2 separate regions of the Homo sapiens genome follow, and region 2 is linked to region 1. The links are chromatin contacts, found by Hi-C or POLR2A ChIA-PET in ENCODE. All regions are on one chromosome and are shown on one strand. Each heading gives the region's core, a stretch centred on a gene start or an enhancer-like site at or near the end of the contact. The rest is flanking DNA. Distances are from core to core; before and after follow the strand shown.

The links. Hi-C counts contacts between places; a loop is a spot of excess contacts on that map. ChIA-PET counts read pairs that join two places held with the same protein, here RNA polymerase II (POLR2A). Pooled maps may share reads with other maps.
Region 2: a map of CD4-positive, alpha-beta memory T cell shows a loop between it and region 1 (13-fold over the local background). The contact joins the promoter of HNRNPL here to the promoter of SERTAD3 in region 1. A Hi-C loop is called at or near these places in 1 of 168 maps with a recorded cell type or tissue (CD4-positive, alpha-beta memory T cell), 3 of 37 single-sample maps with no recorded cell type and 10 of 50 pooled maps. POLR2A ChIA-PET finds 5 or more read pairs at or near these places in 1 of 52 experiments (activated B cell).

What each region holds. Positions count from the first base shown.
Region 1 is chr19:40,442,345-40,449,256 of GRCh38, reverse strand. It overlaps SERTAD3 (SERTA domain containing 3), which reads left to right and starts at 4,922. Exons shown (of 2, transcript NM_203344.3): 1 at 4,922-5,042. SERTAD3-AS1 (SERTAD3 antisense RNA 1) reads right to left here and starts at 4,740. Exons shown (of 2, transcript NR_187496.1): 1 at 4,629-4,740; 2 at 3,994-4,367. BLVRB (biliverdin reductase B) reads left to right here. Exons shown (of 5, transcript NM_000713.3): 5 at 1,211-1,489. The coding sequence ends at 1,368. RefSeq lists silencers at 4,391-4,610, 4,671-4,990, 5,171-5,230, 5,696-6,075.
Region 2 is chr19:38,845,419-38,852,598 of GRCh38, reverse strand. It overlaps HNRNPL (heterogeneous nuclear ribonucleoprotein L), which reads left to right and starts at 2,613. Exons shown (of 13, transcript NM_001533.3): 1 at 2,613-2,899; 2 at 5,165-5,283; 3 at 6,509-6,746; 4 at 6,864-6,949. The coding sequence starts at 2,633. RefSeq lists enhancers at 1,836-1,905, 2,236-2,325, 2,476-3,413, 3,486-3,575, 3,414-4,352 and 1 more and silencers at 376-755, 2,476-2,735, 2,746-3,285.

The DNA.
Region 1 (6,912 bases), core at 3,673-6,172:
AAAAAAAAAATTCAACCCACTCTGCCCTTTTTCTTTAAGTTTCTCATAACATTAACCAGGCCAGGTGACTTTAAAGGCCCACATTCTGGATTTTTCTAGCTGTTTTGTCACAGATTCAGATTAAACATGTTGGGCAGGAATGCCACATGGGTGAAGGTGTGTGTTCCTTTTTTTTTTTTGAGACAGGGTCTCCCTCTGTAGCCCAGGCTGGAGCGCAATGGCACAATCTTGGCTCACTGCAACCTCCGCCTTCTGGGCTCAAGTGATTCTCCTGCCCAAGTAGCTGGGACTACAGGCATAAGCCACCACACTCAGCGAATTTTTGCATTTTTTGTAGAGATGTGGTTTTGCCATGTTGGCTGGTCTCAAACTCCTGAGCTCAAGTGATCCTCCCACCTTGGCCTCCCGAAGTGCTGAGATTACAGGCGTGAGCCACTGTGCCCAGCCAGGGCAGGAGCTTCCTGTCTGCTTTGTCCCAAGCAAACACACAGCCAAGGGTGTGTGTTCCATACTGTGCATAATTCCAGCCTGTCTCTGTTTGGGTGATGGTACATTGTATCCCTAAGTTTAGTTGGTTACTGTCAGATAGACAGATATATATCTATCTGACAAATATATATATATATATATATATATATATATATATATTTGTTGTTGTTGTTGTTAGAGACAAGGTCTTGCTCTGTCGTCCCGGCTGGAGTGCAGTGTCACGATCATGGCTCACTGTAGCTTCAACTTCCCTGGCTCAAGCAATTCTCCAGCCTCAGCCTCCTGAGTAGTTGGGACTACAGGGGCATGCCACTGCACCCGGCTGATTTTTGTATTTTTAGTGGACTCAGGGTCTCCCTGTGTTGCCCAGGATAGTTTCAAACTCCTGGGCTTGAGTGATACTCCTGTCTCAGCCTCCCAAAGTGCCAGGATTACAGGCATGAGCCACCGCCACTGGCCAGGGCAGGGGATTCCTGTCTGCTTTGTCCCTTGCTTGGGTGCCCAGCACCTGGCCACACAATAGGTAATCAATAAGGATTTATCGAATGAATGAAGCAAAGGATATAGATGAGCACCTGCATATGGAAAGTCCATTCTTGGCTGTGACACCACCCAGGCTGGACACACAGTAGGCACCCTGGGAAGGTCTTTCTGGGGGTCGAATTTTGGGGGAAGGGAAAGGTGTCTGCTTTATCCAGCCCCTCTTGTCTTTACTTCATAGGAGACCAGCCACTAACTGGGGCGTACACAGTGACCCTGGATGGACGAGGGCCCTCAAGGGTCATCTCCAAACATGACCTGGGCCATTTCATGCTGCGCTGCCTCACCACCGATGAGTACGACGGACACAGCACCTACCCCTCCCACCAGTACCAGTAGCACTCTGTCCCCATCTGGGAGGGTGGCATTCTGGGACATGAGGAGCAAAGGAAGGGGGCAATAAATGTTGAGCCAAGAGCTTCAAATTACTCTAGAGAAACCGACTGTGTGACTCTTCCTCTCTCTGCCTCTGTCTGAGTATTTTGGTGTGTCTGCCTGCCTCTGTGTAAGATTTGCTTGTTATGCATTCATTCATTTGTTCAGTAACAGTTTATTTTTATTTTTTTATTTTTTTGAGACCGAGTCTTGCTCTGTCGCCCAGGCTGGAGTGCAGTGGCGCAATCTGGCTCACTGCAAGCTCCACCTCCCAGGTTCACACCATTCTCCTGCCTCAGCCTCCCCAGTAGCTGGGACTACAGGCGCCCACTACCACACCCAGCTAATTTTTTTGTATTTTTAGTAGAGACAGGGTTTCACCGTGTTAGCCAGGATGGTCTTGATCTCCTGACCTCATGATCCGCCTGCCTCGCCTCCCAAAGTGCTGGGATTACAGGCGTGAGCCACTGCGCCCCGCCCAGTAACAGTTTATTGAGTCTGGCCAGGCATGGTGGCTCATGCTTGGAATCCCAGCACATTGGGAGGCCGAGGCGGGTAGATCACTTGAGGTCAGGAGTTCAAGACCAGCCTGGCGAACATGGTGAAACCCTGTCTCTACTAAAAATACAAAAATTACCCAGGCGTGGTGATGCACACTTGTAATCCCAGCTACTTAGGAGGCTGAGGCAGGAGAATCGCTTGAACCTGGGAGGTGGAGGTTGCAGTGATCCGAGATTGTGCCACTGCACTCCAGCCTGGGTGACAGAGCGAGACTCCATCTCAATAATAATAATAATAATAACTTAGCTGGGCATGGTGGTGTGCACCTATAGTCCCAGATACTCAGGAAGCTGAGGTGGGAGGATGGCTTGAAGCCAGGAGTCCAGGTTGGGCAACATAGTGAGACCCCATCTCTACAAAATAATTTTTAAAAACTTAGCTGGGCATGGTGGTGTGTACCTGTAGTCCCAGATACTCAGGAGGCTGAGGCGGGAGAATGGCTTGAGGCCAGGAGGTCAAGGCCTGGCCACTGCACTCCAGCCTGTAGGACAGATCCAGACCCTGTCTCTGAAAATAAAAAAAAGTTTGTGCTTTATTTTGAGGATTTATGCAAGGAGTGGAGCACCAGAGAAGTAAGGCAGGGGGGACAGTTGGGTGTTTTATGAAGCTTCCTTTGGCTACTCTGTGAAGGTGGAAAGGAAGGGTCCAGGAATGGAGGCTGATAGCCCAGAGGGAGTTGGAGGAGGAACTGTAAGGAGGGGAGGAGAGAGTGGGTGTGAGGAATGCCTGGGAGCCTGCGTGGACAGTTGGTGAGGGGTGGAGGGGAGGCATCAGAAAGAAGCATACGGCTGTAACCCGGGGACAGAGTTACACTAGTGCTTCAGGAGGGAGGCTGAGGCTGCAGTGAGCCAAGGTGCGCCACTGCACTCCAGCATCCACGACGGAGTGGGACCCCGTCTCAAAAACAAAAACCCAAATGCAGTAGGGCTTTCCTGAGTTGTGGACCCTATAGGAGGCGCAGGTTTTGGAGGAGGAAGGGGAAGAATTGCTCCTTCCTAATTATGTCCTTTTTTGGAACCTACTGTCCCTTTCTTTTTTTCCCAGGGACACCTTCCCTAGGCCTGGGTGAGCTAAGACACTTCTCTCTCCCTACCTCCAACCCACACCACCCACCTACCTATTCCCCTCCCATTTATCCTGCAAACATCAGGATGACTTGGTTGACAAACTCCAACCGGCAAGAACTGGTCTGAGGAGGCTTAAACCTCCCTTCCCAGAGGTGGCCTGGAGAAAACTGCCTCCTCCCCTTAGGGAAACTCGTTGTAGGGGCGGAGCATTACGGGTGTGGGCTTTCAGGACACTAGCAGTGTCTTCTTTCTGCCTTATTTTTCTGTCACATTCCTGAGCATTTAGCAAACTTTCACTGGGACCTGCTACGTGTCCAGCCCTGTGCTAGGTGATCCTGCAGACCAAGAGGTGGTTGACAGAGATATCCTTGGTACCTGCCCTCGGCGGGGCGTTCCTCAGTCCATATAGTAACTGACAGTCCAGGACTGGGATGGCGGCACAGGAGGCCATGGAATCCTAGAATGGATCCTAACCCAACCTGGACTGCCAGGGAGGGCTTCGGAGAGGAGGAAACCTTTGAAATGTGTTCTGAGAAGCAGCCTGGGAATTGAGGGTATATTTTGAGGATGAGGAAACAAGTTTAAATATCCAGAGGCGAGAAGATTGCTTGAGGCCAGGAGTTCAAAACCAACCTGGGCAACACAAGAAAACCCCCCTCCCCCCTCCCCCATCTCTCTGTCACCCAGGCTGGAGTGCAGTGGCACGATCTCGCCTTCACTGCAACCTCAACCTCCCAGGTTCAAGCGATTCTCCTGCCTCAGCCTCCCAAGTGGCTGAGATTACAAGCGTGCGCCACCACGCCCAGCTAATTTTTGTATTTTTAGTAGAGACGGGGTTTCACCATTGTTGGCCAGGCTGGTCTCAAACTCCTGACCTCAAGTGATCTGCCCGCCTCCGCCTCCCAAAGTGCTGGGATTACAGGCGTGCGCCACTGCGCCCGGCAAAAAATAATATTAATAATAAAGATCCAGAGGCCTTTTATTGTCATGTTTGCGAACTTATTATGTACCTGGCATTGTTGTAGACACTGGGGTAAAGCAGGGAAGAAAACAAACAGAGAAAATCCTTTCGTTTTCCTGATGGGGTGAATGGGAGCTTGAAGCCATTTTAGAAAAACTGGAAGTGACTCAATGGGGCAGGATCGGAGAGAACCAGGAGAACGCATCAAGCAAGGTCGTGAGGGGCTTTGTGGCAAAAGGAAGGAGTTTGAAGTTTGTATTCGGGGTGGGTAGGAAGCCATGAACAGTAGCAGAGGAGTCATCTTGATGGAGCGGGGAAGGAAAGAGGGTGTCAGAAGACCCAGGTGGGACCACCAGAGGACGTGCTGAGAAAACCTGAGGATTAAGAAGGGGCCGCGCGGTAACGTATAGGGGGCGGGAGGGGCAGCAAGGGGGCGAGGCTACGATCGCCTAGGCAACGCGGGCCGCGCCACTCTATTGGCTGGTCTTCCGCTACGTCATCCCCCGCGCCCCAGCGTCCTCCCTCGGAACCCCGGGGGCGCGGCCTCCTCCGGTTGCTCGGCCCCGCCCGCCTGCACAGCGACTTGGGGAGGGGCATGCCAGCCCCTCTGGCTCCACGGTGGAGTCCAGGCCTACCATAAAGGAACCGCAGGGAGCAATGGTGACGATCTTGGAGCGAGGACTGTAGCTGAGTGGAAGGAAGCGGTTCTGTTGGACCGGCCGCCCTCCACCCCGGAGTCGCTGCCCCGCCCCCTGCCAGTTGCACTTCTTTAAATGGCCCGGGGCGCTAGGGAGGGGTGGGCGGATCCGGCGTCTCGGGGCACGGGCGGATGGCTCCGCCCAGCCAATCGACGCCCCGCGGCGGGCGGGACTCCAGCCAATCGCGGCTCGCGGCTCGGCTCCGGGGCGGGGCTGGTGGGCCAGAGGCCAGACGGAGAGGCCCCGCCGAGGTGAGCGAGGCTCCAACCGGTCACTGGTGGGTCCTGGCACTGGCGGGTCGCAACGCTGTGGGCGTTCCAGGAGGTGGTCGTGGCGAACCTGGCAGCTGCGGTGAGGAGTGGTCGCCTGGCTTGGGAATTTACCTTAGGCTGGGGGAGAGAGAAGCGCGCCCCGGGGACTTGCGGAGGCGGGGTCTGGGTGGGACCGGGGGAGGGGGCCTCAGATTCAGGGTGATGATAGGGAGGGTCTGGGGACCTGAGACTGAGTTCAAGACCCAGGAGGGGAGGCGAGGTTGTTGGGGCAGTATTTTCAAGTGGAGGGAGTTTGAAGCTGGGACGTTGGGCTTTTGGAGAAGCGAGAGAACAGAGGGGAGGAACTTTTGAGACAGGGAACCTGGAGATTCGATTCCACTTGGGTCTTCCGGACGGGTTGAATTCGGGGCTTTATCGTGTTCTGGAAAAGGTGTGAGAGGTACGGAGCTGAGATTCTGAGTATTTGGAGAAGCGAGAGAACTAGGGTCAAGGATTCTTGGGACTCCAAGACGCACTGGCGGGGGAAGGAGGTTGCCGGGAAGAGTTCAATGTTCGGGTCTTGGAGCCGGACAGCGAGTTTGGAGGTGAAGTCCAGGGGCGTTTGAAAGTCAGGAGACTAGGAGAAGTGGGAGGAAGTATCAGAATTAGGATACGTAGTCTCCCGAACTAGATCGGAGCATTGTCGTCTTTGAGCGATGTGTTCGGATCTGGGTCTCTGGATCCAAGGGCAGTTTGGAAGGAGAATCGCGGACTTTCAAGGAACAGAGGGACCGGGAGAAAGCAAATTTAGAGCCGGAGTCTGGGGTGGGGGAGGGGTGTTCCGGGCCTGGAGCTCAGACTCGCGGCCCCGGAGGCAATGGAGGGCGGGGCTCGGCAGGCGCCGGCAGCTGGACGTCCAGGTTCCCTTCCCCCACCCGCCTGTGCCCCTGTGCGCATGCCCTGAGGGAGAGCGGGGTGAGGGGGGTGGCTCGTCCCCTGGACGGGCGGAGCCCTCTGGGGATTGTAGTGCGTGCTCGACGTCAATTCGTGTACCTGGCGGCTGTTGGCCCCCGTTTCCCAGAAGCCCCTGGGCCAAATTGGGGCGTTCCTGGATGCTCTGTAAGGACCCATGGGGGGGCGGGGCCTTACAGTGTCGCGGTCTGATTGAGTGGGACCTCCGAGGGGGCGGGGCTTGGTCTGAGCTGAGTTCTAGCAAGTTTTCCTATGGGGCGCGCTTTGGGGGAATCTGAAAGCGTGGGCAGAGGGAATGAGACAGGCCCCTTTCCTACTCTTGGGAGCGCTCCCAGTCGGTTAAGGAAGAGGACATAGAAATATCCCGACTGTTGAAGAAGAATCTCAACATAGGTTCCCCAACAGGGCTCCAGGAGATTTCGAATATAGTAGGCACTCAGTAAATCTGTTGAGCGAATAACTGGCAATTAACTCTTGATCGAGGCCGGGTGTGGTGGTAATCCCAGCTACTCAGGAAGCTGAGGCGGGAGGATCGCTTGAGCCCAGGACTTCGAGACTGCAGTGAGCTGTGATAGCGCTGCTGCACTCAGCCCTGGGCGACAGAGCGAGACCCTGTCTCTAACAAAAAACAAACACAACTCTTGTTCATTAAGCACTTCCGGTGTGGTGGGCCCTATAGATACGTGGCATCTCCTTGACAGAGGTGGTGAGAAGTATTTTTTTACAGTCCCTATTTTACAGATGAGGAAACTGAGGCCCTGAGAATTGACTCATTCAGATCACTTCCCATGATCACGCAGCTGAGCAGTTTCCAATACAGAATTCAGATTTGGGGTTCCCTACTTCCAATCCAGGTCTCTGTGCTCCACACTTGTCTTTCGTGCTCCATGTTTGAAGAAATTAATATTGTGGAAGAACAGTTTTAAGGCTTAGAGGAACTTGAGTTAGGATCCGTACTTGGCAGATGAGGAAATTGATTCTCATGGATGTAAATTCAC
Region 2 (7,180 bases), core at 1,364-3,863, 1.6 Mb after region 1:
CGTGACTTTCCGTCTGCGGGGGGCGGGGGTGGATTTTTGGGGAAAAGGGACGCGGAGCCCGAACACCGCGGCTCCAAGGTCTTCCCGCTCCTTTCTCGCCTGGTTTCCTCCATTCCCCCGCGGGGCGACCCTCGGTCTCCTGCCGTGTCCCCGCTCCCGCGCCCCCTGCCCCCAATTTTTCTTCCCCCCACGGGGCTGAAAAAAGGTCGTGGTCCCTTTAAGGCCCGCCCCTCCCTCTCCCAAAACTTCCCAGTGTCTGCTCTTTTCGATCCGGGACGGCCGGTCAGGCTCGCCGCCGAGCTGGTAGGGGCTGGGGGCGAGGGGTGCGGGAAGGTGACCGGGGCACTGGCGGGCGGCGCCGCGCGCGGCCGGGGGCCAGGGTCCGAGCAGCGGGGTGGGGGCGGGGCGGTGGCCGGGAGCGCGGGGGGTGCGGGTCACCAGGCCGGGCCGGCGGCCTGGAACGTGCGGCGCCGGGGAGACCGTTCCGCCGTGCTCCGGCCGTGCGCGCCGGCGCGAGGGGCGTCCGGGCCGGCCGCGGGGGCGGGGAGGGGAGGGGCCCTCTCTCTCCCCCTCCCCCCACCGCATTCCTCTGACGTTGGGACGGAGCGACCCCGCCCTTCGTCGCGACCGGCCCGGCCTCCTCCCGTCACGCGGGCCACGTGCTTCAGACGCGGCCCCGCCCCCGTCTCTGTTCCGTTGGCGTGGTCGGATCTTCCTGGTGTCCGGGGGAGCTGACCGAGGTCCCCAGCAAGGCCCCCTCCCCTAACTTTATTTCCCCTCACCGGCAGAGCCACCAGGCCTGTCCCCTCTTGTATTGCCATAAACCCCATTTTTTCTGATAGGGTCTCGCTCCGTCGCCCACGCTGGAGTGCAGGGGCGCGATCACGGCTCACTGCAACCTCGAAATCCGGGGCTCAAGCGAGCCTTCCGCCTTGGCCTCCCCAAGTGCTGGGATTACAGGTGTGAGCCACCACACACGGCCTCCATTTCAAACTTAGTTTCCACCCGGACCTCAACTCGAAATCCCCCATCAGCCGGGCAGAAAGGTCCTGGAGCACTTTTGGGGCGTCCGCCGCGTTTCTCACGACGCTAGCTTCGCTTTTATTTCTTTTCCCCCCTTTGGCGATATCGTCACTTGCCAATAGCTTCGCTAAGGTGTTCCCCCCCACACCCTGCGCGGGCAGCCCCATAATGTTAAATGCCGTAGGACGGGATCCCGGGTTAATCCCCGTTTGACCCCGCTGCCTGCGCGTGATAACTGGGGCGCGCTCCTCTCCACCCCCCAGGCTCCGCCAGTTGGGCTTCGCCGGAGTCTGGAGATACCCTCCGACATTCTCTTGGTGCAGTGCGGGTGGTCTTACCCCGCCCTTGAGGAAGAAAGGCCCGACGCAGGCACAGATCACAAGAACGCCTCCCCTGTGCAGGGGGCTTGCACTGTGCCAGGTGCTGTACTGGGCGCTTGGTAGGTGGCCACCCTCTCCAGGGTCGGGGCCAGGACCTCCTGTGGTGCTCAGAGGGGTCGAGCTGTCAGGTGAAAACCACTGGCCCGAGTTATGGCTTTGAAGGGAATCCTGGGGGTCTGGGATGGCAGGGACCTGTTAATTTAGATCGCACGGACAAGATGACTTGGCCCTTAGCTCCTGCAGGAGGGGTAGTGGACTATTGCAGGTGGAAGGGACTGCATGGGCACACATGGAGAGTGCGCGGAAGAGCCTTCTCCCAAGGGAAACTGAAAGGGGTTGCGGCTGAATTTAGAACTGGACAGGGTCCGAAGACAGTCGGCAGCAGCGAGTGGTTTTCTACTGAGGAAAAGGCTCAGATTTGGGATTTTAACAATTCCTCCTAGAGGTAGAAATGAACACGGTATAGTGATGGCGACAGAGATACCCTGGGAGTTCCTGTCAATCTTGGTCTAGCCTTCCGGCGCACACACAGCGGTCGCTCCATAAGGGGGCCCCGCCTCTGGGCGGTGCCTGAAAGCGTATTTGCGCATGCGTTCTCGCCTTCGCTCGTTTCGTATACTGCACCAAAGAGCGCCTACCCTGGGGCGGGGCTCCCCATTTCATCCAATCAGAGCGTATCAACAGTCCTACCATCTGGTGAGAGGGTGCGCTCCACTCTCCATTGACCAATCAGTGGAGACGCAGAAGAATGGGCATCTGTAACCACCACTGGAGAGAGACCAAAAAAGGGCGGGGCTTCCTTGTCTCCTTGCGAAGTGGCGCGGGAAGGTCGTCATTGTGACTGGTGCTGACGGATTAGCGAGGAGACCAATGAAAGTGGGAGGGAGGCGGAGATTCTTGGGAGGTTTAGAGCGCCGTTCCTATCAGGTGCTTTTAGGGAGGCCAGCAGCGCCAGAAATCCGACCTATCAAATTGGATTTTATTTTAAGGCGGCGGGGTCGACGGAAAGACTGGCAGAAAGCGACCACCTATAAGGAGTGTCTCAGACAAACAAGGGCGGGCCCTCCTGCAGAACGGCGTGGGCAATGTCCAATAAGCGCGCAAGGCGTGTGGCGGCCTACCCTCCCCCCGCGGCGGGACCAGTGGCTCCCCCTATCGGGTGGGGGCGGCGGGTGACGGGCGTGTCCCTCCCCCAATGAGAGGCGGGGGGAGGCGGGTTCTGCGCCGCCATGTCGCGGAGGCTGCTGCCCCGGGCGGAGAAGCGGCGTCGGCGGCTGGAGCAGAGGCAGCAGCCGGACGAGCAGCGGAGGCGGTCGGGAGCGATGGTGAAGATGGCGGCGGCGGGCGGCGGAGGCGGCGGTGGCCGCTACTACGGCGGCGGCAGTGAGGGCGGCCGGGCCCCTAAGCGGCTCAAGACTGACAACGCCGGCGACCAGCACGGAGGCGGCGGCGGTGGCGGTGGAGGAGCCGGGGCGGCGGGCGGCGGCGGCGGTGGGGTGAGGCCAGGGCCCTAGGCGCTGGGAAGGCCGGGAACTGGGGGACAATTTCCCAGCTTGAGGGCATTTTATTTTTTGAGGGGGGCCTCTGCGCACGCGCCCAGGCCATCGCGTCGTTGACGGTGTGGGGGAGGGGCGGCCGTTGGGCAAACGGCGGGGTTTGCGCGAGGACAGGCGCCTGCGCGTGCGCGGGGTCCGGAGCGGGGTGTGGGGGAGCGCAGAGGAAGTAGCTCGTGAGGCGAATGGCCCAGTGCGCAGGCGCCGCGGGCTGGCGTGTGGGGGCCGGGCACGCGGCCCGGCCGGTTTTTTTCCCCTTTATCATTTTCTTCGCTGGCTCCATGCGCAGGCGCAGTGTTCCCGCCCGGCCTCGTGGGCGGTTAGGGGAGCGCCTGGTGAGCGGGAACGGGTGGGCGGCGGCCTTGTTCTCTAGAGTGGGGAATTCCGTCTGATGGCAGCTTAATCTCTAAGGCCCAGCCTTGTGTCTATACAGAAATGGATGTGTTTGAGCCTAGATGCTCTCATTTTTGTAGGCATTGAAAATGGGAAGAGGACTTGTGAAATGCACTTTTAGCCTTTTAGGAGTTGAGCGAAGCCTTGAAACCATCACAAGTTTGCTTACAGTTTCCGGGGATTCACTGGGTACCGAGGATTTGATAAACCAAACTATTTCCTGGCCATGTTGGAAGCATTTCGACCCCCTGTAATCAGTCCCTCCGAAAACACCAGTCGTTGCTTTTGGAGTGGGGCCCAGTCCCCACTCTTTCCAAAATCTTGAAGTCTTACAGGGCCGCCTATTTGCAGGGTTTTCCAGGGTTTAGGGGTTACGAGTTGCTAGCGTTTTAATCTTGGCCTTGTCCCACACATTTTAAAGACATCTTAATTGAAAATCCTTAACGCTTCCTGAGGTTGGGGGAGATACTGGGATTCCCGATTTACAAAGGAGGAAATGGGCCAGGAGAGAGATGAGATGAGGTGAATTACTGTAGGTGGCACAGCTAGTGAGGGGCAGGGCTGGAGTTAGAACTCCCATTTGTGGGAGCTGCTAACCTGGCGGGAGTGCCTCACCCTGTGGTTCGCGTGGATCGCTCCTGAAATAGAATCCAATTCTACCCACCTTCCACGCACTTCTGCCCAGTGATTCTCAGACAGGGGGCCGGCCCCAGAGCCCAGGAGAGGCGGAAGAGAGTTAATCTTTCTCCTGATGACCAGAGGCTTTTGTCGGTGGGTGTAAGATACTTCTCTTAGGAAGGAGCAGTCGGTTCTTAATGGTATGGGTTGGAGTCTCTGGTCTTTCTAAAAGACTTTCCATCCGGGAGTGGGGGCTCATGCCTATAATCCCAGCACTTTGGGAGGCTGAGGCAGGCAGATTACCTGAGGTCAGGAGTTCGAGAACAGCCTGGTCAACATGGCAAAACTCCGTCTCTACTAAAAATACAAAAAAATTAGCCAGGTGTGGTGGCGAGGGCCTGTAATTCCAGCTACTCGGGAGGCTGAGGCAGGAGAATCGCTTGAACCTGGGAGGCGGAGGTTGCAGTGGACTAAGATCACGCCATAGCACTCCAGCCTGGGTGACAGAGTGAGACTCCATCTCAAAAAATAAATAAAAGACTTTTCTTGTCTGGTTTTTCTTAGTCTGACCTAGGCAGTAATTTCCAAAGCAGATTTTGGTGGGAGGGCGATTCAAGACTAGAAGGGGTCAAGACTGGCCTGGCTGCCCCAGTTTCTGGGGCATGTGTTGTTTTTTGCCCTGACTGAACCTGGGTGTGAGTGGTGGGGAACAGGTGTGCTTAGCTAGATGATGGTGGCTCAGCCAGTTAAAGGGCAAGGAATTTGGGGCACATGCAAAGGGGATGTCCTCATTCAAACTGTAGCAGATAGCTGTTAGAGCCCTTGCTGCCAGTGTATCTCCTTTTCCAGCTACTCTTTTCCCATGTTTCCTTGGTCGAGTGGACCAGTGGGAAGAGAGGGGGGTCCCTGGAAGAACGTAAGATTTGGGACTTGTGTGGCCCTCCCTCCGTTATACCTTCCTCAGAAGCTACAGCAAGAGCCAGTGGGCAAGTGATCACCCACTCAGGACCACTGTTCTGCTGACCCAGAATCCTTCTGGGCTGATTGGCTTCAATTGCTGCCCCTAGTCTTTCCTGTGCATCCTTCACGGATGACCTCCAACTGTTTTATCTGACTGGGTCTACAACAGTACAGAGGCCAGTGGGGCGTCATCTTGTACAGCAAGAAAATAATTCTTGTTTTTGCTTCCTTTCTCAGGAGAACTACGATGACCCGCACAAAACCCCTGCCTCCCCAGTTGTCCACATCAGGGGCCTGATTGACGGTGTGGTGGAAGCAGACCTTGTGGAGGCCTTGCAGGAGTTTGGACCCATCAGGTACTGGGCTCAGAGGCCAGGTGTTGGGCTTCCAAAGTTGACTCCTGGGTGTCCTTGTGTGTCCACGATTTCTGGTTGGAAATAGTGATTTTGTTGCCATCCTGGTCTAGATTCTGTGGCCGCTCTGCTTTTGGGTTGGCCATTGTACTTTGTGTCAGATTACAGCAAGTTCCATGACCCTTTTTCCTTCCTTCGTTTTTCCTCTGCCTTGTAGTTTCTAGTCAGTGTTCTCTTTTTCAGACAGAGCAAGGTCTCGCTTTGTGGCCCAGGCTGGAGTGTAGTGGTGCAGTCTCACCCAGGCTCAGGCAGTCCTTCTGCCTCGGCCTGCTGAGTAGCTGGGACTATAGGCATGCGCCACCATGCCCGGCTAATTTTTACATATATATATTTTTTGTTTGTTTGTTTGTTTTGAGACAGTCTCTTGCTCTGTCGCCCAGGCTGGAGTGCAGTGACAATCTCAGCTCACTGCAAGCTTTGTCTCGTGGGTTCACGCCATTCTCCTGCCTCAGCCTCCCGAGTAGCTGGGACCACAGGCGCTGGCCACCCCACCCGGCTAATTTTTTGTATTTTTAGTAGAGATGGGGTTTCGCTGTGTTAGCCAGGATGGTCTCAATCTCCTGACCTCGTGATCTGCCCGCCTCGGCCTCCCAAAGTGCTAGGATTACAGGCGTGAGCCACTGCGCCCGGCCTAATTTTTATATTGTTCTGTAGAGGTGAGGTTTTGCCATGTTGGCCAGGCTGGTCTCAAACTCCTAGGCCCAAGCAGTCTGCCCACCTAGCCCTCCCAAGTTTTAGGGTTACAGGCATGAGCTACTACTGCTCCTGGCCAGTGTTCTTTCATTCAGCAAGTAGTTACTGAATATTTGGTGCATGCTATATACTGCAAATACAGTAGTGAGCTGTATCTGGATGCTTCTCTTAGAAAGTTGCCCTCCTAGAGTGATTTGCACTGTCATAGTGTAAGCTCAAGAAGCCGTCTGTGGGTGGCATCTGACAGTCTGGTGAGGAGAGGTCAGGAAGGCTTCCCAGAGGGACATGATGGCTCAGCTAGACCTCTTTGGCTTTTGGTACTACTTGTGGCACAGGGTGTTCAGGTCGGGGAACCATGATAGGGTTGCAGAGGAGTTCAGAGGCCATGGAGGAGTCAGTTCTCAAAAAATCAAATGATACCCTCCTCCTGTCTACATTTTCCTGAGAGGATTGAAACCTGTGTTCTCTCTGCCAGCTATGTGGTGGTAATGCCTAAAAAGAGACAAGCACTGGTGGAGTTTGAAGATGTGTTGGGGGCTTGCAACGCAGTGAACTACGCAGCCGACAACCAAATATACATTGCTGGTCACCCAGCTTTTGTCAACTACTCTACCAGCCAGAAGATCTCCCGCCCTGGGGACTCGGATGACTCCCGGAGCGTGAACAGTGTGCTTCTCTTTACCATCCTGAACCCCATTTATTCGATCACCACGGTACGTGCCAGCAGGCATTTCTTGTGAGGTCTCCCTTCCTTTTCTCCCCTTATTCCCTCCCCCAAGCCAGACTGATCTGCCAGTGCCCCTTCATCTTGCCTGTGTTTGCTTTTGCAGGATGTTCTTTACACTATCTGTAATCCTTGTGGCCCTGTCCAGAGAATTGTCATTTTCAGGAAGAATGGAGTTCAGGCGATGGTGGAATATCCTTTGCTGGAAAACAGGTGTTCCTTAGGGTAGGGACTCTTGCAGGGCTTGACAGTGGCCATTCTTTGAGCCAGCATGTGTCTGCTGACCACGGGAGTGGCTGCCATGTGCCAGATGCCTTCACAGAGCCCAGTGACTGAGTAGGGAGGCAGTTAAAGGACCAGGCATATCGTGTGGACGTGCAGATCTTAGGGGAGAGAGCAGTGTGTTGGGAGATACAAAGGAAT